Linked DNA regions of Mus musculus: all the other regions are linked to region 3. A link is a loop called in an ENCODE intact Hi-C map of the cell type or tissue named here. Cell type or tissue: left cerebral cortex. All regions are shown on one strand. Region 1 overlaps Trio (triple functional domain (PTPRF interacting)). Region 2 overlaps Trio (triple functional domain (PTPRF interacting)). Region 3 overlaps Trio (triple functional domain (PTPRF interacting)).

Region 1 (8,000 bases), 81 kb after region 3:
AAGTGAAGTTCTGATGGGTGTAAGGGACCCATGGCTGGTGACATGACATGTTTTCACGACTGTCGACTCGGGAGTTTGACTGAGCCTAAGCCCAGTTGTCCAATTGCTTGGCCTTCCAAGGAGATAATTGCAGCGACAGGAGTAAACACCCACGCTAAGCACTGAATGTCCACGCTAAGCACTGAATGTTTTAGTAACTATTCCAAGCAAAACAAGACTGGAGCTACCTAGTGTTAGAGTGTGTCTGTATTAACTGTTTCGTGAGTATTGTGGACAGTAACTCTTCCTTAATGATAGAGTCGGAGAAACAGACTACTTAACTTCCTTGTCCATTTGATTTCTCTCCTCTCTTGAGCCATCTCGTTGATCTCGTGAGCAGTAACAAATGTCCATTTCCTTTTGAGACAAATCGGGAAGTGACAGTTCATATTAAAACAGGAAGCCCTTTGGATCACCAGTGTTTTCCTCCCAACACCCCGCACCACGTGTAGCTTTAAAACATGATTTACGATGCATTGGAGTGGTGGGAGAGTCACAGTGGTCAGGTATGGGCTGGAGGCACACAGGCTCCTAGGATTTACCCAGTGTGGTATTTGAAAGCTGCAAGACTTTGATAAAGGCACAAGATCATTGTTTCAAACTAGTGTCACTGGGAACAGTATGGCCGGAGGTGGGGTTCTCTTCTGTCTCTACTCTGGGTGACCTCAGGAAGATCATGGAGCCATGTAACGAGCAGTTCTCCCTGGCTGTTACCTCCTTGGAAGGCCAAGCACTTGGACAACTGGGCTTAGGCTCAGTCAAACTCCCGAGTCGACAGCCATGAAAACATGTCATTGTGCTTTAGCTAATCAAGGGACGCAAACTACTCTTTGCCAAGACCTCCCTCTTGTTTCTTAATCACCGTGCTCTGCCCATACCTGTTCCCCATCGCCATCCTCCGTTGCAGTGATGGGGCGTCACAGTAGCTTAGTCTTCAGCTCAGCTCTCTCCGTTTCAGCCTCCACCGTCCTGGTTCATGTTGGTTCCTTCACATGGGAACTGGGAACCAGAAAAGGAAAAGGGTGGCATCTCTTAGTGAGGGATGTTACCTGCTAATCTGTGTGTCTTTGCTTTGTTTTTATCCATGAACCCATCATTCAGAGTCTCACCCCCATCTCTCTCTCTCTCTCTCTCTCTCTCTCTCACACACACACACACACACACACACACACACACACACACCCCTATGTGCACACAGTGGATGAGTGACACTTCCTTTCATTTCCTGAAGCCCTGGCCACTTTAAGCATCTCTCCTGGCCTTTGCCCCGTGTCATTTGCCCACATCGGTAGTATGTGCCTTTGAAGATGGCAAACAGCGTTCCCACTGTCTGTGCCACCTTCTCCCTTCCCAGTACCTCAGCATACTGAGCCAAGATGCCTCGGGGTGTGCTCAGGTGAGTTGCCTGTCAGCTAGGCCTGTTCCTGTGCCTGGCACCAGGATTGAGGGTGTGTGGTATCTTCCCTTTCTGCCCTTGGTTTTGGGTCCTGAGCCAAGTAAAGAAACTGAAATGTCTTGTTCAACTCTCAGTTGCCAAGTTAGATGCTGCTGCTGCTGCTGCTTTTGCTGTCTGTTACTTTGATGTGTGAATATGAACCTCAGAATTATGGAGATCATCAGTCAGAATTAGGAATAGTTTTAATGACATAGGATTCCATTATGTTGAAAGGTGGTAAAACACAGCTTCAAGGAGAGGTTTGTTAGTTCTCAATCCTATTATGGTAACCTGTTCACATAGGGAAGAAAAACTTGATTCTTTGTATCTTACTTTCTTCGGAAAATCCACTACATTTTATGATTTCATTGTAGATTCTTTCTTACAAGTTGAACACATGATCTATCTATCTATCTATCTATCTATCCATCAATCTGGCATCTATCTTATCTGTTTATATCTATCAATCATCTATTATCAGTGTGCTTATATTATTATTATTATTATTATTATTATTATACACATCAAAATACTTGTTACTTTGTCAACAGAGTTTACAAGTTAGACTGATTATATTGCTAAAAAGGTGGGATTTTGTTACAATTTTGCTTAGACCTCTGAGTTTAAGGAGTATCAGTGGATTTTGTATTTGTATTTAGGAAACCCCAGCATTAGAAGCTGGCAAAATACCAATATAAATGAGCAAAGGATTTTGGAGAAATCATGTATGCATATCTGTAGCTTTACTCCATTTGTATTTTTAAAACAATTAGACATGGATGTGCGACCTGAGCATCTGCTAATGAGCATCCTGTCTGCAAAACCTTTTGTCTAGTGTTGCTACAGGGAAGTGTGCTGGATGTATTTCAGAAGCATCCGCTGCCAGTTCAAAGTGACATTGAATAGATTAGTAGGGTTAGATGAATTGATTCAAGCCATTCATTACTCAACTGGTTAATTGTGTGTTGACTGTGTAGATTAAATACACACAGGGCCCTGGCAGCGTCCTTGAAGCCAGGGCCTTATGGGGGCAGACAACGGATCCCAGGTCCAGCCTTGTTCTCTGTGCATCGAGCAGGGTCGTTCCTGCCTTCTGGGTCCCTCTCACCTATCCTGAGTTGGGCTCTGTTTTGGAGCAGATGGTCCTCAGTAGAGCTGACGTTTGTTGGCACTGTTGTGGCACAGTGTGCCAGGCACTATGTTCAGGGTTTTAAGGCTTGCCTGTTAGTGCTTAGGGCAAGCCTGCTTAGAGACTCTAAGGAGTTTATTAAGGTGCGGTAGTTCTTGGGTGTGCTTCCAGAGGCTGACTTCCTTAAAATGATGTTCTTTCCTGTGAGTCTGATTCCCCTCCAGGTGCTCTGAGCTGGAGACTGCATAGGTGAAGCACAGGGACCCTGGTGACGGGGATGCAGTTCTCTCTTCAGGTGTTTACAGGCTGGGGTAGACAGCCTTGCAAAACTGCCCTTGTCTGGCTTCAGGCTTCTGCTGTTCTTCCCAAGGCAGGTGCATACACAGGATTCTCACGACAGCTCTGTAAACCAGACCTGGGCATGGAATGGCTGCGGATTATTTCTGGTTCTAGGGCCATCCTGTGATCCTGAGGTGGCTGAGGTGGTTGTTATAAACTTATGCCAGCCAGCTGCTGGGCCTCCTTATTTACTGAGTGAGTACCCAGCACTCACTGGGCTGTCTGTGGAAGAGGGAATCACCAATGGAGTGTGTGTCTGCGGGTTCTGACGTCCTTTATTCTGTTCTGTAAGTTTAATTTGCATTTGTCGAGATCACACTAAATGACCCGTAGGCACAGATCCTGTGCTGCTCTGCTGGACGAGGTTTTGAATGACCGTTAGCGGCAGGTGTGTTTGCTTACAGGATACATTTTGTGAGCAGGCTTCTTGGTAATAACATCATTCTGGGCTGGCGCCTTCCCCCATCCCCACCCCGGCTTTCATTTATTTGTTTGTTTGTTTGTTTGTTTGTTTGTTTATAATTTAATGGAGTCACTGTAAATGAGAACAGAAGTTGCCCTGCGTGGGGATGTGCCCAGCTCTCCTCCCTAACACCAGCTCTTCCGTCTCTGTTGGCAGTGAACGCCACACAGTGTGGGGAACTGAGAGTCTGTGCGCAGTGGGAGGAGAACTGTCCTACCTTCCTCCCAAGACCGCTCCAGTCTCGAAACAGTGCATTAGACAAGACACAGGGAAACGATGAATATGAACCGCTAGAAAAATCCAACCTGCTTGATTATATCGTCTTTGGGGGACATGTTTTTATTTTCGACACGGAAGACAAATAAGGGCGACTTTCCACAGAAGCGCAGCTCTCCGTTGCAGCTCCCTGTGGTGCTTGCAGCACTGAACAGCCCCTCCTGCAGTTCATCCTCGCACAAAGGAGATGATGTAATCCCTTTAGCTCTGGCCACGTGGCCAGCATGCCGTCACTGTCTTCACACAGATACCTCTGTGCTGCCACGGCCCTATTGGTTTCTTGCAGCCGCGCATTTGTAATTAAATTGCTTTTCCTTTGTCAGGCTGCCCTTCACATGGGGTCACAGGAATGTGAACAAGGCTATCCTGCTCGCAAGGAGGGATTGCACTGGTGGAAATCATAACCAGAAAAATGACCAGAGTGTGCAAAGCAGCGGAGTCTCCTTGAGTGGTGATGGGGGCAGGGCAGGAATGTTTGGTTGCCAATAGCAACCACTTGCTTCATTATTAGAAGAGAAAACCTCTGGACTTTCTGCTTCTCTCTTTTCCCTTGCTCTGCTGTGACTGGTTGAGGGAAGGGCCAGCAGAGATGTGTGCTGGAGAGGGGAGGAGACAGATGCTCAAGGGTATTCAGCTGGATGTCCATACAAGCACATCCTTTCCGACACCTGAACCCCCGCCGTGTGCGCTGCCTCTGGCCATGCCCCTCTCCACTGTCGTGACTGCATCCCGTGGCAGTCATAGCCACATGACAGCTGCTGTGAGCTGTGCCACATTCCGCCCAGCTCCGGTGCAAGATGCTTGCATGCATTTTCTCTTTGAATGCTCCAACGATTCTCCGAAATGCATGACTCACCCAGGAAGAAACTGCAGCCAGGAGAGAGGAAATGATTGCTGTGGCCCTTCCAAGCCTAAAGTGATTCCACAGAGGAGTCAAAGAAGGGCTAGAAAGACACTGATCCACACATTCAGGCTTGCCGCCTTCTGCAATAAGTCAGTAGTCTCTGGGTCTGTGAACCCACCACAACTGAGGCTTAGTTGTGCAAACTAGCGCTATATACAAGGGTTTAATTTTCCCAGTGGTATTAGTTTAATGACCAGGTGGTACCATCAGAAGATTTAGGTGGCTGCAAGGTGGGGCTGGTGAAAAAGCTCATTGCAGCTCTCACAAAGGTCCTAGGTTCAGTTCCAAGCACCCACATCAAGTGGCTTACACCACCTGTAATTCCAGTTCCAGGGGATCTGACACCCTCTCCCAGTCTCTGTGGGCCCTGGCACACATGTAGTCTACACGCATACACACAGGCACGCTGTTTTAGTTTGTCTCCTGTTTATGTGATAAAATGCTGACGAAAAGCAACTGTGGGCAGAAATGGTTGATTTGATTTAGCGGTTACCCTCATCAGTTGAGGGGTTCCAGGGAAAGAGCAGAAGCAGAGACCATGGGATACCACTGCCTCCTGCCTCAGTTTTCATGGCTTGCTTAGCTTGTTTCTTAGACATGCCAGGACTGCATGTCCAGGGGTGGCACTGCCCATAATGAACTGGGCACTCCTTCATCAGTAACGAATCAAGAAAAGCCTCATAGACTTGCCTAAAGGTCATTTCTCAGATTTACCCTAGTTTTTGTCAAATTCACACACACACACACACACACACACACACAGACAAAATAAATCTTAAAAGAATGATAGGGCTCCATTGATGTCATGGCGACAGTTTTTGAAGTGCAAACATCTGGATCGCATTAGCAAAGCAGCTTCTAAAACCACAATGAGACAGCCCAGGCTGTTGGCCCAGCGTCTCCAGGGACCTTGCCGATAAGTGAGTGGCATTGGACTAATTTTGGTTAGTACTTATGGGCTGCACACAGAGTGACAGAAATAACTCCTATAAATCAGGAATCAGATCCCCTTGATCCCAGGTCCCCAAAGAGCCCTCCTTGCTGGAGAATTTGGACAGAGGGTGGGGAATAGATGTGGGGAGGAAGGCTTGTAGCACAGTGTGCAGTCTTCCCACCTGGCCCTTGTGCCTCGTCTCCTTCCCAAGGCCGCATGCACATTGGGTATATTGGGCTGCATTGTTTCTTTGAAAAGGTTTCTCTGTGAACTGAAGAGTCTTGTGGGAGGAGGGAGGATGTGGTGACCTTCTGCTTCCTGAGTCCTTGGCTCCGTCCATTAGGTTTTGGTGCTTTACTCAGGCTCACCTCTCTCCTGTCTAGGGATGCTATCTGAGGGGTGAAATTTACCTTCCTGGGAGTGGCTGGGGATGGGGCATTTGGAACAGCTAAAGCTGTACCAGCAGATGGCGAAGGGTGGAGGTGGTGATGGTGGAGGTGGTGATGGTGGTGATGGTGGTGATGGTGGTGGTGGTGATGGTGATGATGGTGGTGGTGATGATGGTGGTGATGGTGGTGATGATGATGGTGGTGATGGTGATGATGGTGGTGGTGGTGATGGTGGTGATGGTGGTGATGATGATGGTGGTGATGGTGATGATGGTGGTGGTGATGGTGGTGGTGATGATGGTGGTGGTGGTGATGATGATGGTAATGGTTGTTGGTGATGGTGGTGATGGTGGTGGTGATGGGGTAGGCTTTGGTGTTTGATGGGAAGGAGGAAAGTCAGACCTTCTTTAGCTTTGCTTTCCTTGGTAGAATAAGTGGTGGCTGTCAGGTGAGGCTGAGGGTTGAGAGAAGCCAGGCAGGTGTCATGGTGACTATGGTTCCTAGGTCCTGTGCTTATCTTTTTGCCAGCTGTATGGCCCTGCTCATAGGAATGGCCATCAGTCCAGTCTGGACAGTGACAGTGAAGTCTTAAACAGAGTTTCTTCTCCAGCTACTGATCCTATAAAATAAGACATCGAAATAAAAATCACCAGTTTGGCTTTGTTTATACACAAATATGTTTATAAAATCCAGGGACTGCTTTCTTGGCTCTAAACGCTCATGTAAATCTGTGTCCTGTTCCCAATGTTGAATGACTATGAAATGGAGCATCTTTGCGCACACAGCATTTCAGTGTGCTGGGCATGCTCACCTGGCAGGTGCACACAGAGAATCACTTTTCCTTCACGGCAGCTCCCCACCAGTCCCTTTCTGAGTCTCTCCAGCCACACCCAGTCACATTCCTGGCCTCCTTGGTTTGTTGGTTTTGGGAGAACTGCTCAAGTTTGCAGTAGTGGGGTACTACTGAGAGCCAGACTCTGTAACTCATTGGTAACTGCCAGAGTACCAGGAGTTCAGAAAGCTGAGCTTAAGAATCTTGAGGTGGCCGGGCGGTGGTGGCGCACGCCTTTAATCCCAGCACTTGGGAGGCAGAGGCAGGTGGATTTCTGAGTTCGAGGCCAGTCTGGGCTACAAAGTGAGTTCCAGGACAGCCAGGCCCATACAGAGAAACCCTGTCTAGAAAAACAAAAACAAACAAACAAACAAACAAAAAAAAAAAACCCAACCAACCAACCAAACAAAAAAGAACCTTGAGGTGACCACACCTATGGGGTTCCACTAATGCCCTTGATGAGGTACCAGTTTTAAGACCCATCTTTCTGATGTTTCACATAGCACAGCATACTTTCTACTTTTGATTCTCATAGATTCAGCAAAACATCCAGTCCTGGAAGTTATTAGAACCTTGCTATTGAAACAAGTTCTCACCAGGTAGATCTCACTATGCTGGAACTCGCTATTGCAGACCAGGCTGGCAACAGACTCACAGATACCTGCCTGCCTCTGTCTCCTGAGTTCTGGTGTTAAAGGCCTAGACTACCGATCCTTGCTAAACAAAAACAGACAGTTTTTAATTTTGTGTATGTGTGTGTACTTGAGTGCAGTTGCCTGAGTTACACGCAGGTGTGAGTTGCCGTGTGTGCTGCGAATCAAACACAGGTCATCCGTCCACAAGAGCAGCGTGTGCTACTAACTGCAGAGCCATCTCCTAGCCCCCAACACCTTGTCTTGGGCATCTCCTGTACATCCAACCTTCCCATATGTGATTACTCTGTTGTAGTCAGTGCTCTGTTGCTGTAAAAAGACACCATGATCATAGCAACTTGTTAAAAAGGAGCATTCAACTGGGCGTAGCTATGGTTCCAGAGGTTTAGTCTGTGGTCATCATGGTGGGAGCATGGGGGCATGCAGGCAGACGTGGTGACTGAGAGTTCTAGATCTGGATCTGAAGGCAGGAGAGAGAGAGAGAGAGAGAGAGAGAGAGAGAGACACAAGAGAGAGAGAGACAGAGAGAGAGACAGAGACACAGAGACAGAGAGAGACAGAGACAGAGACACAGAGACAGAGAGAGAGAGACAGATATAGAGTGCTC
Region 2 (8,000 bases), 64 kb after region 3:
AAGTGAAGAAAAGAGGCGCTAAAAGCCACACGGAAGGCGACAGTCGCAGAGTGAGCACTCTCAGCGATTCTGAAGGCTAGGGAGTACATGTGCAAGATGGCTTGTCTGCCTGCTTTCGTGGATGATCTGTAAGGGGTTATCCTGGGGGTATTAGCAGATGATACCAGGCAAATACCAGCAAATAGAGCCTGGTAGAGGGAGAGTGGAATGGCTCACCAGAGGAACATATTTCACTTGAGTGCAAGCATTATCATTTTGTAGTTGTTTGAGGGAACCTTCCCCCAGTGGATCTGGGTAGGCACAGAAACAGAAATACTAATCTCAGAAGAGCCACGTGAAACTGGGGAACAGGGCATGATGCCAGCTTTTAAAGGAACAAAAGGAAAGAGTCCTCTGATGGACAGGACCTCTGAGTGACAGGCCCAGTGCATCATGCTCTGCGCTTCTGTGCTACTCAGACTAGTACACCTGACGGAAAGGAAGCGATGGCACCAGAGGGTCGGCAGGCGCCCGGGAAAGCAGCCAGTACTGCAGATGCACACATAGAGGAGGTGGGCTTGATGCAGAGAGGCAGACAGGAGACGATGATGGTCTGTCTAACCAGTGCCGCTGCTCAGGAACAAGGACACTTGCTTCAGCAAAACTGCCAGCCTGGCCACCCTGCTTGCACAGTTGTGTTATGAAAGGAAGGACTCTGGAGTCTGGAAACCAAGGAGTGCAGTTGCATACAGCTTCCTGTCACCAGCAGGACTCACCCAGAGTGCACAACAGGGTAAGCTTATTTGCAGAGTCTCAAGTTAGTAATCCAAAAATCCAAATGCCATTTCAGGCCAGACAGACAGGAGGGTTTATCAAATTAGTTTTCTTTTGTGTAAATTAAAGTATTGCTTAATTTTAGATTGTGTACTTACAGGAAAGTAGAAGACAGAGAATTCTAATCACAGCGTTATAGTTCATCATTGGCCGTGGAACTCAATGAAGCACGGTATCTGCAGTAACCAGCCTGATTGTCAGTGCTTTGGTAGCCCAGCATCCCGCACTGCTGGCCTCACTGGGACACTGTGGATAGAGGTGGCAGAAGGGAGGGAGAACATGCTGGCCGCAGCTTTGCGCCTCCACTCAAGGGGTGGAGCATAGGTGGAGCACCATCCTTAGCGGCAAAGCTGTGTCTGCCAGACAGACGAGTCCACTCGGGTCTTCGGAATATGAGCAGAGGCTCATGGGACAGCTTTGGGGGAAAACATACAGAAACAGAAAAATTGCACAATTTTAATAGCCCGAACCCCACCACCCATCCCTACCACCGCCGTGATATATTTCAGATATCAGGGACTTTGGCTGTTCTGTCTTTAAAGTGTTCAGGAAGTGTGTGGATGCCAGCAGCTCATACTGTGTCAAGTATTAGGGCACGGTCTCTAAACTCATTGCCTACAAGGTGAAAGTGGGGATATTGCCCATTGGTCCCAGCATGAGGAGAAAGCAGAGGGTAAATACACTGATGGTAGGGGAAGGGGCACCTGCACTGGTACAGGTATATAAGAGCTGATGTACACGACCATGGCGACCCCTGCACTGGTACAGGTATATAAGGGCTGACGTATACGGATGGACCATGGCGACCCCTGCACTGGTACAGGTATATAAGGGCTGACGTATACGGATGGACCATGGCGACCCCTGGGCTGTACAAGTGCATAAGGGCTGCCTTATAAGGACCATGGTGACACTGATACAAGAACCTAAGGGTTGCCTTATATGGACCATGGCTATGACGATTTGGCCAATGGCCTGGCCTGTTATATATTTGGTGCCGTCAGCCGAGGAGAAGCTCAGTATGTCTTCTCAGGACCATGATCCTCTAAACTGTGCAAGAAGTGACAAAGAAAGATGGCTCCATGAGGAAGGAACACCTACCTGTGTGAAGGCTCACCCAGAGCCTGGAGCGGCAACCTGAAGCCTCAGCCAGGAGTGACACTGCGTCCATCTGATGGGGTCACAGTAGGGGGATGAAGTCATTCAGTGGAGACTCGTACTCCTAAGTGGGCTAGTAATATAGCTAGGAGATGGAAGCAGCAGCATTCACTTGCCTTCACCCACCCCACGAGGGGCTGGACGATAAGCTAGAAGTTGGTTTCCTGCAGAGAAGAAGGTTTGACCAAGCAAAGTCCTGAGCCCAGCTTTGCCCCTAGCATGCTTACCACATCTGGAGTTCACAGCGAGGGCAGCTGTCTCTAATAGCATGTATTCTCTCATGGAGGGCTCTCATCTGTGCCTGGGCTCTCCTGTGTGGGCCAGCAAGCAGGCCCATGCAGGGTTCCTAATAGAGGAAGCCAACAGTGCAGTATGGTAAAAAGGGAACAAAGGTGTAGTGTTTTCTTTCTCTTTTTTGCTAGTGCTTGTGGAGTTTTTGTGAGGGAGCTGTACTTTGTGTCACAGGGCTGCATTCTGCCCCTGGAGCTTTGGGTCTGGTCTGTTTTGTGGGGTGTCAGGACAGTCCTCGATGACTGTCTCAGTAGGAAGAACCATCCGCACGTTGAGACCTTCACTTGCTAGCTCTCCCTGATGTCTCAGCTGGAGCACTGAGCACAGGCTATTTTTTGAAGCCTAGAAAAATGGTCCCCAGCTACGACCATGTGAGCCTGTGATTGACAAAAGTGTGTCAGGCGTCTCAGAGGACAGGCGGCTGGGGAATGTCAGAGAGGGAGGCGCACAGCATAACTGCAGCTGCCTGGGAGGTGTTAGGACCCGAACGAGCCCTCTCTGGCCGCTGCCTGCGGTGTCCTTCTGAGGGTCTCCTGGTGTGCTGAGCTGTGTCAGGAGGCCACATGTGAAATGGAACAGGTACAGATCACATCTTATTTTGACTAAGTCCTCTACAGTGACATCAACACCTGTGTGCTTTGTTGTCCCATTTGCTAGTAGAATGGTTTTGTCTTTATAAGATTTTACTTGGTAGAAAAAGCTTGCTTTCTTGTTAAGGTGGATTGAACATCTCGTATTGTAATTGACAGTGTTGAATCATTCAAATTGTAGGCTGGGACAAACCAGAAATTAGTCAGAGAATTTCAGGAATGTGCTCACAAAATGAGAGGCAGAAATTCAGATCTATTTAAAGGGACTCAGAATAGATCCTGCCTATCTCCTTTATATTTCAATTTATAATTAATTGTGATATGTATCTAAATGCTAAAAATACATTTAAGATAAAATTGGAACACGGCAAGATGCTCTGGGGCTGGTGATAACACTCTCATACCTAGCCCTGTGCTTGTGGACCGTGGGATGCTCTGCCTGAAGTAAGACCCATTCGCACCAAGAACGCCAGCATTGCACCGCTGCTGGCAGGGAACAAGTGGAAGAAGATGGCATATGTGAGCATTTATTTGCTGTGCGAAGGTTTAGCTGTGACTCTCCATGGGTGCTGAGAGGAACACAGCCTGCCCTCATTGCTGGAGGCTTAAGGGACAGTCAGCTCCACTCCACGACAGAAGCCCCCCCCCCCCAAGAAGCACTGAACATTTGTGGTCCCCATGGCCAGTCTGCAGAGCACAGCTTGACAGCCATACTGTCTTCAGAATGTGGAGTGCACTGATCCCCGTTGCTGTGAGACTTCTGCATGCAGAGAGCTTGCAGATGTTCTCACTGGTGACGCAGATAGTATGAGCCATGTCACTACCAATGCCATGACTGTCTCTAGTGGGGAGCCTTCCTCTGGCCATTGGTGGTTACTATTCTGTGGAGTCCAGAAACAGTGCTGGAAATGGCTCCTCCTCATAAACAGAATGGAGTTGAGGTCTTAGCTTAGGGTTTTCTCCTGCTAGGGGATATCTGAAAAGATTCTGGGGAGTTGAGCAAGATGCAAATGAGCATGGGGAGTAGGTGTATAGTGGGTTACCTTCCTCCCCCATCTTTGTGACAACTACAGATGTCCCCATAGATTACTAAATATAAAACAGAACGGAGGAGCGCGGAGCTAAGGGCTGTGGGGATAGTTAACCACATGGCTCATCCTGGATGACTACGTAGGTTGTCAGTGCAGGTGACACACAGGTGACGAACTCTATGCTGCTCTAGAGCTGCAGTGGCTGTCCTGCTGTGACTGGTCTTTTTATTTTTATTGTCACATTCCTTCTCTGTCCCCTTGCCTCCCCACTGCCCCAGTTCATTTGATGGTTTCTCTTTCATACCCTTCTCTGGGATCAGCGCTCTCAGCTTCGTGGTACAAGGTACCAGCGAGTCTTAATCATGTGTGAGGCGTGTGCAGAGGAGCTTATGAAAGTGGCGACCCAGGCATAGCACCTTCAGTGTCTCTGTTCTCGCCTACCAATTCTTTCTTCCCTTAGAGAGAAAGTGGTGGATACAGCTTATTGCACACTAGTACTACTGTCTGTATAGGTTCCCTGAGGGTTGCTTTTGCAGACCTATAAACGTTCACTTAAACAGTAGGTGTCACAAGGTTGCTTGATCTCATCATCCCAGCGTGGGGACTTAGCTTTAGCAGCTCTTGCCCAGTCCATGGCCTGCTCTGCACAGCATTACTAAAGAGCCCTCTTTCAAACAGTGCCTAATGCTCCAGACCCTGATTGTCTTCAGATATGAATGTTAAAGCTGGTGACAGACAAAGCGGTGGCAGTATGGCCCTATGGTCTAAGCAACAGATGCTGCCAGTTGCCATTCTCGAGTTTCAGTGTTGAGTCATGACCCCTGATATCTCAGGCCAGAGGGCAGATGCATTTGCGCTTGGACCTTCCAGGCTATCTGTATCTAGGGTTAGGTTCACAGTCTGTTGCTGGCACCTGTTCCTGAGCTTGCTGGGCATGTCTGGTTCTAGGAGCCTCTGCACAGGAGAAACATTTACCAACTTTGCTCATTTACCAGTTCTCTGAGTTCCCTAAGTGACTAAACAGAAAATATGCAAGCATATGGTGTCACTGTGACACTTCTTTCAAAGTTACATAAATTAGATATATGACTGCAGACATATAGGTAGCTTGCAGAAGTGTAACTACTCACTGAGACTCTACCTGTGCATGCTCATTCCATTAAGGATTCTGGCCTTACAGGTGTTGAGAGTCTGGTGGCAAATATAGGACTTAATTATAACACCCACAGCCCCAGCGGCCCCAAGGGTAAAAGCACATCTGTGGTTATAGCTGACCTTCAAGGTCAAGTCTTGCTGTCCTCATGTGTGATGCTGTGGTGGAGGGCAGAGCAAAGCAGTGGCGACTGCTTCAGGTCAAAGTGTCAGAGCTGGGGTGTCAGAGCTGGGGTTTTACCGCCATCTTTCTCAGTACATAGTGCTCCATCCTGGGCTTCAAGAGTTCCTGGAAGAAGATGTGAACAATGCCTCTGCCTCCGTTCCTTTTGCTGAAGTGAGCATATTTCCCATACTGTCTCCACCTCCTTGGTGAATATGGCTTCCATGTTAGGTTTCCTGCACAGAGAGGTCCTCCGTGGCCCCTGTGCTAACTCATGGCCCCTGTCATGTCTTCCTCTAGACTCTCAGCTCCACATTGGCTTGTGTTTGGGGTATTTATTATCTCAGGTGTTTCTGTTCTCCTGAAGGCCAGTCAGCCTTTATGAGGCAGGAACTGTCTGTCCTTGTTGACTGGCATAGCATGCAGTAGGCAGGGTAGAAATGGTTGCTGAGGGAATAAACGGACACCAACACTTCCGGTTTCATGTAGCAGGTGCACAGAGTAGAAGTTAAGGGGCTCTCTAAGAGAGTTTTTATCCTCCTAGCCATAAATCTAGGAGAGGAATGATGTAAATTGTAAAAATTCTATCAAAACAATTAAAGAGTGAACATTTTAAACATGAATTTTTTGTTTAATTTTTTCAAAAACTATTTGAAAGGGCTCATTCGAGTAGGGAATCAACTGGACACATAGGGTCATCTTTAGGAATAGGTGATAATGGAATAAGCCTGAACAGAGGCTTACAAAGGTGGGGACACATTCTGTGCTCTTGAGTTAAAAGATCTTGAAAAACTATTTGGTGCAATAAATAAAGGAAAACAATATGAAAACTGTTTCCGAGCTGGGTATGGTGACACACTTCTTTAGTCCTAGCATCTGGGAGGTAGAGGCAGGTGGATGCCTGTAAATTCGAGGCCAGTCTGGTATGTGGAGGGGGTTTCCAGGACAACCAGAGGTGTAAAACATTGTTTCAGTTTGGAGTGTACCGGGTACTGTTTAAAGTGAAACATTGTATGCTTCAGGGTCTGCAGACTGCTACAAAAGATACTTAGTCGGTTTCCTAGAAACAGTCAACAGGTGGGCTAAGAGGCATGCATGGCTGCTTGATTTCCAGTGGTGCAGAGTGTGGTTTGTAAAGACAAAGTCCCTGGATATTCTGACTTCATCTATGCACTACTGCAGAAAATGATAGCTCTTCTTCATTCCCAGTATACGTGGCATGCATTCTGCTTAGTCTTAATAGTAAGGCCAATCTGTTTAAGACATCACAGAAATTTGGAGCTTTTGATTTAACTTTATAAGAAAAGCTGAATGTAGGAGCATTTGTTCTCTTTGAGAAAAAACAGTGACCTAGTTTCTTTAATTAATTAAGAGAGAAAAATGACATCCATATAAAACAAAACCAAATCAAAGCGGGACATGATCCTCCCTCCAGGATGGTATTAATGTGACTTTAAGAATATTAGAGTACGTATTAGAGGTACATATTAAGAAGTATCTTTTGTTACTAGTGTCGCATATTAAATACAATCCTCTTGCCTCAACATCCTCAGTATTGGAATTACAGCTAGGCAAGCTGGCTAAGGCTTTCCAAGTAACTGATACTTTAAAAGACTACTTTAAGCATCCTGAGTATTGTCTAAAACTTACACAAATTAGCAAATTCTAAGAGTAAAAGTGATCAAATCTCAAACAAATTTAGGCTCCAGTTTAGTACCGTGAACAGAATGGTTCATGAGTGGTAGTTCTTCTCGCTGGGTCCTCTCAGTAAATCATTCATTGGGCCTTTTCCAGGACTTGCATTTCTCATGTATAGACAGTAGAGACACTTATCTTATAGGCTAGACATTTGGCAAGCTAATTAGCTTTGAGAAAATGCTTTGCAAACCAAAAGGATTACATAAATGAATGTTGGAGGTTGTGGTGGCCACGTGTAGCTTCTCATTGGGAATATGCTACTGGATGTTCTGAAATCAGAGGTTTCATGAAATGGAAACATTCCAGAAGTGTGCATCGGCTCCATGGTCTCCATTCTAATCTGTGAGCTTGCGCTTGAGCGCTGAATTCGTGGGGAAAGCTGTTGAAGGCTGTGCTGTGAAGGAGGTTCACCTTCTCTGGTCTCACTGAGAAAAGGACAAATTTGGACTGGCGGATTCAGCCAGTGATTGCAGGAGTAAGATCCCCTGGCACACAGTACTGGAGTGGTAGAGTATTATCAAATGGCTTATTTTTAAGGGTAAAATTCAAAGTGACGTGTGACCGTGGTTGTTGAATCGTTGTCTTAGTCAGGGTTTCTATTCCTGCACAGAACATCATGACCAAGAAGCAAACTGGGGAGGGAAGGGCTTATTCAGCTTACATTTCCACATTGCTGTTCATCACCAAAGGAAATCAGGACTGGAACTCAAGCAGGGCAGGAACTTGGAAGCAAGAGCTGATTGATGCAAAGGCCATGGAGGGGTGCTTCTTACTGGCTTGCTTCCCCTGGCTTGCTCAGCTTGCTTTCTTATAGAACCCAAGACTACCAGCCCAGAGATGGCACCACCCACAAATGGGCCCTCCAACCCTTGATCACTAATTGAGAAAATGCCTTACATCTGGATCTCATGGAGGCATTTCCTCAAGGGAGGCTTGGCTCTGTGATAACTCCAGCTTGTGTCAAGTTGACACACAAAACCAGCCAGTACAACTGTTAAGGAGACTAAGTATTTTCTGAGCTTAGGTTCTAGCTCAGTGGAGGAACACTGCCTAGCATGTTCCAGGACCCAGATTCAGCACCTGATATGGAGATAAACGATGAAA
Region 3 (8,000 bases):
AACCATGGGTACCAGTTTTAGTCTATGGCTCCGAGAGAGAGAGAGAGAGAGAGAGAGAGAGAGAGAGAGAGAGAGAGAGAGAGAGGCACAAGCTTAGTAAAGAAGCAAGAAAGGAATAAACAGAAAAGGGGACTAAGTCACCCAACACCTGTCCCACTAAGGCTCTCCCCTCTTCTGCTGCTGTGGCCTTCTCTGCTAAACACTCTACTAAAGGAAGTTCCTTGTTCATTTTGGCAATCCTGACCAACTATACTTAGGCTTGGTCTACAGTGGCAAGCTGACTGGTGCTGAAGTGGGTTGAGTAGGCAGCCATCAGGGTTTTTGGTTTTGTTGTTGTTTGTCAGTGGAATTTGAACTTCACCTTTCTTTGTTCAGAATGGGACACTGAAAAAAAAAAGATGAGGAAAATTTCAAAACTAAACCAAAACAAAGAGCTGTCACAGACTGGAGCTGGACCAGCTTTTTTTTTTTTTTTTTTTTTCAGATAGGGAGTCAGACTTACAGGGAGCTCCTGTGACTTTCTCCCAGAGTGCAGCTGGGTAGGGATGGGATCAGGGCTGAGAAGTCTGATAGGACACCGGTGCTCCTTCCTGGATGCCTCTCATGGCCAGGATGTTGCTTACATTAGTTCTCACCGCCCCTGGGACCAATCACTTTTATTGCCAATCTATTTTGGGTCCCTGTCCTTGTGGCAGTAAATCATTCTTTCAGAGCTCCGTATTTAACCTTGCAAGACTGTGTGCACAGGCTGGGGAGGGGGGGGGCACTTACATAAATGCATTATTTTTAACCTGCCTGGCATGCTTTGGTTGGCGTTAAATGAATGCGTGTGGAGAACAAAGGTTTGTGGTTCTTCTGAGGCCACCACGCTGGGGTTTCTTTCTTAGTAAGTCTCATTCTGGGTGCCTCTGCAGCTCCTCGCTTACCGAGGGAGGACGACGCTTACCGAGGGAGGACAACGTGAGTGTGTCACCTTGGGAGGGAGCAGCATGCAAGCTTTTTTTATGCGTTGATGCGATGGTTTTCATATGGAGGATGAGGAAGCTTTTCTTGATATTTATTCTCTTAGTACCGAGGAAGTGGCGGGCGTCAGATTCGAGTTCTGAGGCTTGGAAGCTGTGGTCATTCACGTACTAAACAGAGATTGTGTTCTCAAGAAGGTCCCTGGTACCCTGAGTGTTTTGAGGAGGAAAGCTTGGGGGCAGGGGAGTGGGGATGCTCTGTGCTAGTGTGTGTTGGTCGCTCCTTTTTAGGTGTCACGGCTAGCTAAGCTGTTTCAGAGGAAAGTAAGGAGTCTTCCATCAAGACATTGCAAACTCACTCACTGAGGTGGGATGTTACTTGATTTCCCCCCCCCCCCCCATGCTCTTTTAACTCTCTGAACTTTTCGCCAAGATTTTAAAATGAAGTCTGTGGTGATGTTCAAAGTGAAAGGCGTATTAATTGTGATTTTTTAAAAAAAGGTATGATTAACAAAATACAATTAAGGTACTTTTAAAAAAGACTTTTTAAATGTTATGATGATGGATTTGGATACTGGAAAGCAAGAGGTAACGTTTGAAGTTATCGACTTAAATGAGCCATAGCTGATACTTACTTTGTTTACTTTATTCCTGCGCCGAAGAAAATAAAATTTTAATCTCATATTCTTGGCAGGATTCCAGAGGGAAGTCATATTCTTAATCAATAGCCACACTTACCTAGAAAAATCACTTATGTTGATAGGAGCGAGCTGTGTTAGACGATAAAAAGCAGTAACGGTGACCTTCCAATCCTTCATCAGCTCTACAGTGGCGTGGCCAGGGTTACCTTGAGCGTGTTATCTTGACAGGACGGCAGGAAGACAGGTCCTGCTCGGACACTGAAGGAAGAAAGCATTTGAGTGGCACTTCTCTGAATTCCTGTGGAATGTCTTTCCTGCCTGGGTGTCCTTTCCCTCATTCCTGCTTCTCTTGTCCTTTGGTGAGCTGGCAGGGGCCGAGCCATCTGCCTGGAGGACAGGTGTGCTTTGCATCTTCACTTTATTGAATCAGATGCAGCGGCCAGGAGAGGTCCACAGCTGGAGCAAGACCCTGGCTCCCTCCCAGAGTGCTCTTCTTTCTTTTCAGAGTTCTCAGAGGAGGAGCTGTCACCAAAGGAGTGGCACAGGAATGGCCATGAGGAGCTTTTCTGTGACCACTGCAGAGCTGGCTGCTTTATCACATTTTGGCTTAGTCCCTGCCTGTGTCTCTGAATTGATAAAAAGCAGCCTAAGGCTGTGGGGGAAGGCCCTACAGGTGTGGGTGTGTGGCTGTCACCTCTGCTTTCTGTCCCTGAGTTTTCCTGATTTCTGGTGTTAGATTCTCCTTCCTTTAAAGTAACTTTGCCTTACCTAACTCTCCACCAAACCCCTTCTATACTTCAGCTCCCTGCTGGCTTAAAGAGACCAGTATCTCTAATAGGCTGTCCCAAGGTTGTGATGTGATTAGGCCTTACACGCAAGACCTCCTTGTTTATGGGAAATCTCCCTCTGAACATTTATGGTTAATCTGTAAATGTTCATTTGCAATTCTTAGTCAATAGTAGACACATTAAATTTCCTTCATAACTGTGTTTTGACTTCATAATTTCCCCTTTCTATTCTTTATCCACCTAAGGAAGCCCCTTAAGATCCAAATAAGGAGCCGCCTGCTTTCTTGGGAAAGTTTATATTGCTTGTCACAGAGCTGGTGAGAGATGTTCACTTGGGCTGCAGTGAGCAGAGCTGCAGGAAGAGGGTGACCTCTGGAATTGTCTCTCTCCAGAGACTTTGCCCCCTGTGGAGTGTTTAGTCTGAGGGCCACATGTGCTCTGCAGGCCAAAGATCTTTTGTTGACAAATGTACTTGACTTTTAGCTTCCTAGCTCCTTGTCTAAGATCCTCTTGGGAGGGGATTACAAAGTCACCTATAGACAAGTGTGATGTACTAGATATATCACCCAATTTGGTTTTTTTCTCCGAAAATAAAAGTTCCTTCCTGGGTTCCCATGAGAAGTGTGCCTTGCGGGAAGCCATCTGGTATGTAAGTAAGAGGTAAGATTGGTGGCTTGAAGCACGACTCACCAGTATTGCAACACTGGCAGCTCTGATTGCTGCTGCTCTGAGTTTTCCCGCTCTCGTGACTTTTACTGCAGTGCCTCTGTACTTCTGGCATTGAACAAGCTTTCTAGGGATTTGGAGATGGGCTGTTCCTGTCTTCCTGTTTGCAGATCATCCTCTTTGTATCGACTTGTCTCATATTCTGATGAGGAGAAGGGAAAGATGGATGGTGGAAATCCACAAGATTTTTAGCAAAATGGAGCTCTTCTTAGTAATTCTGGTTTTGGGGATACTGGATTACATAGATTGTCACTGTTCATGAAGAGAGGGAACCCCAGATGAGTCCCCCTTCTGTGTGTGTCTGTGTGTGTGTGTGTGTGTGTGAGAGAGAGAGAGAGAGAGAGAGAGAGAGAGAGGCAGAGAGAGAGAGACACAGACAAAGAGACAGAGAAAGTGACTCCCCAAACATACCTATTATTCTGAATACTGCATAAGAGCCATTAACACCAGCCCTGCCCTCCAAGAAAAGCTGGCTGTTTGTTAGTATTCTCATTCACTGGCCACTTGGTGCTGTGATTTGCCAGGTCCCATGTAAGATGTCTCTCTCTCTTTAAAACTCAGATCTCCTCTTCAGCATGTGGTGTGGTTCTGGGTTGCAGATGTCTCTGTCAGCTTCTTGTGCCCCAGGTCTCTCTTATAAAAATACCTGTTCCCTTTATTTTCCCAACCTCTGTTGGGCAAGTAAAGGGGCCTCACTGTATACCGCATCCTGTAGAGTCTGGACTGTCATTTGAAATGTAAGACATAGATTCTTGGGTGTTGATGGTCAAAGCTATAATTCCACAGTGTAGTACCAAGTAAAAGTTGACTGAAAGGTTCTAGGATACAGCAAGTGTTTCCCTGTGTTGGTTTGGGCTCTGTAATTTAGTTTCTGTGTCTCTTTCTACCTAATTATATCGCATACTACTTTTACACAAATAACACAAGTAGCCCCACATTGCCAAGGGAGGAGTATGGCTGGCTTGGTTTACTTGACTCACATCTGTTGCAGACCATGGGGAAGTCTTGACTGACGTATTGCTCCCGTGTCTTTGGCTGTCTGGACTGGGTGAAAGTGCTGGGAAATGTCTGTGGCTATGAATGCAGTGTTGGCAGGAGAGGCAGAGCAGGGCCCAATGGAGCTAGCCAGGTAAGGGATTCCTTATGCCATTACCTTGTAATATATTGTAACGAGTCCTAGGGCTTTCTTCCTTACTTAGGGAAAGAACAAGCCAGAGGGCTGGGGAGCATCTTTTCAAGCAGTGGTTTTCCTAAGTGGCCATGGGCGTCCTGGCTTGTCTGTGTTTCTGTTTTGTTCTCTCTGCCCCCTCCTTTGCTGTTTTTCATGCTCTGTACAAGCAGATGATATTGAGAGATTGTGGTGGTGGTGGGAAGGTCATTTGTTCCTTTTCCTTTTAGTAAGACAAGTGTTAGGCATTTGTTTTGGGCTCTTCTACATTTGGGATGCGGTTTTACGAGACTCAGTTGATCTGATCTCCTCAGAGTTGATAGTGTATTGACGAATAAAAGAACAGAATTGGGTGGGTATTTTAGTCTGAAATTGGGGATTCCTTTTTTTTGTTGTTTTGTTTTTTGTTTTTTGTTTTTTGTTTTTTTTCTAGACAGGGTTTCTCTGTGTAGCCCTGGCTGTTCTGGAACTCACTCTGTAGACCTGGCTGGCCAGGAACTCAGAAATCTGCCTGCCTCTGCCTTCCAAGTGCTGGGATTAAAGGTGTGCACCGCCACTGCCCGGCTTGGGTGTTACTTTTGAACCATTATTACGTTAAGTCTTTTATTTCAAAGTAACCAAGGGTAATACAAAGGGCGGTCAGGATGAGCTTCTTTGAATTGTAGCTTCGCTGTTACTTTTGCCTTTTCAGGGTATTTAGTCGGCTGTGTCTTCATTGTTAAATGCATGTAAAGATACATTTACTTGGAAGGGGAAGAAACTAATTTGAGAGGTCAGAACTCATACTCTGCAGAGAAGAAGGCTTTCTCTGATTTGCGAGTTGTTGCCATTTCCCTGTTTGTTTTGTCTGCCTCTGTGGATTTGGATACATCATTTCCCTTTTGATCCTGAACCATCCCACAGCAAACGGTAGAAATGATGACGTCCATCGCCTGTAAATCAGGAGAGCTCAACCTGTGGGTCGTGATCCCTGTTGGGGGTGGGGGTGGTATAACTGGTATCCTGCATATCAGATATTGACATTAAGATCCATAACAGTAGCAAAACTATAGTTATGAAGTAGCAACAAATAATTCTGTGGTTGAGGGTCACCACAGCCTGAGGAACTGTATTAAAGGGTCGCAGTGTCAGGAAGCTTGAGAGCCGCTGCTTTAAATGGTTCCATATGTGTTTCTGAGAGCAAGAAAATGTCCTGACACAATGATGAAGGTCAGGAATTATTGATTTTTTTCCTTCGAGATAGAATCTCATGAAGTAACCTGGGTAGGCCCTGAATTTGTAATCTTCTTGCTTTGGCCTCCCTAGTGCTGAGAGTATATGCCTATAGCATCATACTGTGTGAGTACAATACCATCATATAAAATCTACCAATTTAATATAATTTAATCTGTTGACAGCAAGTACTTTATTTTGTTTGTTTCATTTTTGTTTTTCGAGACAGGGTTTCTCTGTGTAGCCCTGGCTGTCCTAGAACTCACTTTGTAGACCAGGCTGGCCTCAGACTCAGAAATCTGCCTGCCTCTGCCTCCCAAGTGCTGGGATCAAAGGCGTGCGTCACCATCACCTGGCCGAAAATACTTTTAACAATTAAGAAAATTATGACCCATGATCATTTTAGGATCACATATTGCATTTAGTTTTATAGCTGTTTGGATGCTTTTAATAAGAACAACTTCTTAGTCTGTCTTCTCCGTTACCTTGATGTTATTGAATATGTGTACTGGTTAGCATCTGCCAGGTTGAGATGTGTGATTCCCCATTAGATTCAGGCTGTGGAGTTTTTGTCAGGTGATCTTCCTGTAACAACACATCCAGGAGCAATCCCGCTGCATTCAGCTACCCCACTACATCTAGCTGTCTAGCTATCCACTGCATCCAGCTGCTCCACTGCCCTCCAGCTGCCCACTGCTATCCAGCTTCCCCATTGCCATCCAGTTGCCCACTGCCATCCAGCTGCTCTACTGCTATCCAGCTGCCCCACTATGCAGCGGCTCCACTGCCATCCAGCTGTACCCACTGCCTTTCAGCTATCCCATTGCTCTCCAGCTACTCCACTGCCATCCAGCTGCCCCAGTGTGGTAGTGTCACTTTTCATCATATGATCCAGGTGGTCACTCCAGGTCCCTTTCCCCTTGTAATTACTTAGCATTTCGTGGTGAGATAATGTGCAGCTGTGTGAAACCTTCTTTTTTTCCCCTTTTTCTATTTGTTAGTTGTGGCGTCTCTTGTAGATCATTGTCTGAATTACTTATTAGTTGGTGCTTTGCCAAATAGTGGCTTTTCTAACAGTATCCTCCTCTGTTGGTTTTTTCCATCACAAGAAGGCGTTTTCCCTTTGCACATCTTACATGTGTGATGAGCACGGCCTCATGAATGGCATCCTGTGCGTTCTGTTAGTTACAAACTTGCTGCCATTATCTTGCTGCTCAAATTGTCCACAATTTGAATAGCAGCTTTAGGCTGGCTCCTTTATCTTTTGTAACCCGTCTCCATCATTTTATTTCATTTTTAGTACTTGTTCACTTCGGGGCACAATAAATAGTTCAAGGATCATCTTGTTTTTCCCTTGCCCCGGCCCAGGGATCAGCCATTACTGGTTCATTTTAGCAGAATGGGCGATCAGTGTGCTCATTGCCTGCAGAACCTCTCAGTGGACTGAGCTCGTGACTGTGTGTGTAAATACTGCATAACCAAACACACACTCAGCATAATTACATGGTTGCACTTATCCTTGGCTCTCTTTCTTCACCTAACTGAAAGAAAAACCATGTGTTGAACGCAGGCCTCCAGCACACAGGGCTCTTCTTGCTGGTTCCATGTTTGTGACTCTTTTGATAGTGAAGAGTCTGGCTTCCCTTACCTCACATGCAGGAGGCAATTTCAGAATGCCTGCCTCTACCAAAGTGATAGACAGATGTCCATCTGGAGATGTCCATCTGTCCATTAAAGTGGAGAGAGTGAACCCCAGTCCTGGTGAGCTTTTGTTCCACACAGAGCCTGGTTGGGTAGTCATCTAAACAGATAAACCCTTCAGCCCCAGAGGCCGCCAGGCTGCACCTGTGGCTTGCTTTCCAATGTTGCTGCAGCACAAAGTTTGAAATAAGATGTCTCCAAGAGGGAAAGAGATCAGTTTCAAATAGATGTAGTTTACTAACAGGACGGAAGTCTATCGTCTTCATTGCATTGTGCATTAGTTGCCAGAGAGAAGAACTAAGAAGGAAGGTGGTACATCAGTCAGGACACCTGACAGGGCATCTATCAGTAAGGATGTTTGATGAGCTATCTATATAGGATCTGCAGTAGCAATGGCTGTGAGCTAGATGAGGCTGGATTGGGCCCATCTGGTCTCAGGACTCCAGTGCACTCTCACTTGAAGTAAGGAGCCATGGCTTGAAGGTGTTGCTTGCTGCCTTCCCTGGAGTTTCCCCAGAGAATGCAGTGATACTCCTGGTTCAGTATGGGGCTCCTAGGAAATATGCAAGTGTATGTGCACGCATGTGCTCACGTGCACTCAGTTCTACAGATCAGAAAAGAGTGGGTGAGTTTTTTGTGCTACTGGCAGAGTATTGCCCATTTATTTGTTTAAGCATTAAGTCATAATGTGGAATTTTGGTTCCTGATTTGGGGAGATAACTCTTTAATTCTATATACTGTGTTCTGCACTTTCTACAAATATTCTCATTCTTGTTAAATTGTATTCTGGAGAATTTTGACT

Evidence for each region. Hi-C counts contacts between places; a loop is a spot of excess contacts. Peaks named below come from ENCODE experiments on the same cell type or tissue, not always from the same donor. Only the 100,000 strongest peaks of a DNase experiment are listed, where the experiment ranks them.
Region 1: it touches region 3 in a loop (4-fold over the local background); 22 of 42 quality-filtered maps call a loop at or near these places.
Region 2: it touches region 3 in a loop (2.5-fold over the local background); 4 of 42 quality-filtered maps call a loop at or near these places.

Annotation. Positions count from the first base shown.
Region 1 is chr15:27,933,641-27,941,640 of GRCm38, reverse strand. All of the region lies in intron 1 of Trio (triple functional domain (PTPRF interacting)), which reads left to right. Among named protein-coding and RNA genes, the nearest start is that of Gm29975, 57 kb to the left of the region's middle. In left cerebral cortex, a CTCF peak has its summit at 3,839; DNase peaks (open chromatin) are centred at 3,627, 3,853, 4,173, 4,490 and 1 more place; H3K4me3 peaks cover 1,029 bases; H3K27ac peaks cover 2,938 bases.
Region 2 is chr15:27,950,502-27,958,501 of GRCm38, reverse strand. The region is part of intron 1 of Trio (triple functional domain (PTPRF interacting)); the gene reads left to right. Among named protein-coding and RNA genes, the nearest start is that of Gm29975, 41 kb to the left of the region's middle. In left cerebral cortex, no CTCF peak of the experiment used is centred here; DNase peaks (open chromatin) are centred at 3,320, 3,903 and 7,118; H3K27ac peaks cover 4,673 bases.
Region 3 is chr15:28,014,672-28,022,671 of GRCm38, reverse strand. The region is part of intron 1 of Trio (triple functional domain (PTPRF interacting)); the gene reads left to right. Among named protein-coding and RNA genes, the nearest start is that of Trio, 7.2 kb to the left of the region's middle. In left cerebral cortex, no CTCF peak of the experiment used is centred here; DNase peaks (open chromatin) are centred at 885 and 3,092; H3K4me3 peaks cover 672 bases; H3K27ac peaks cover 669 bases.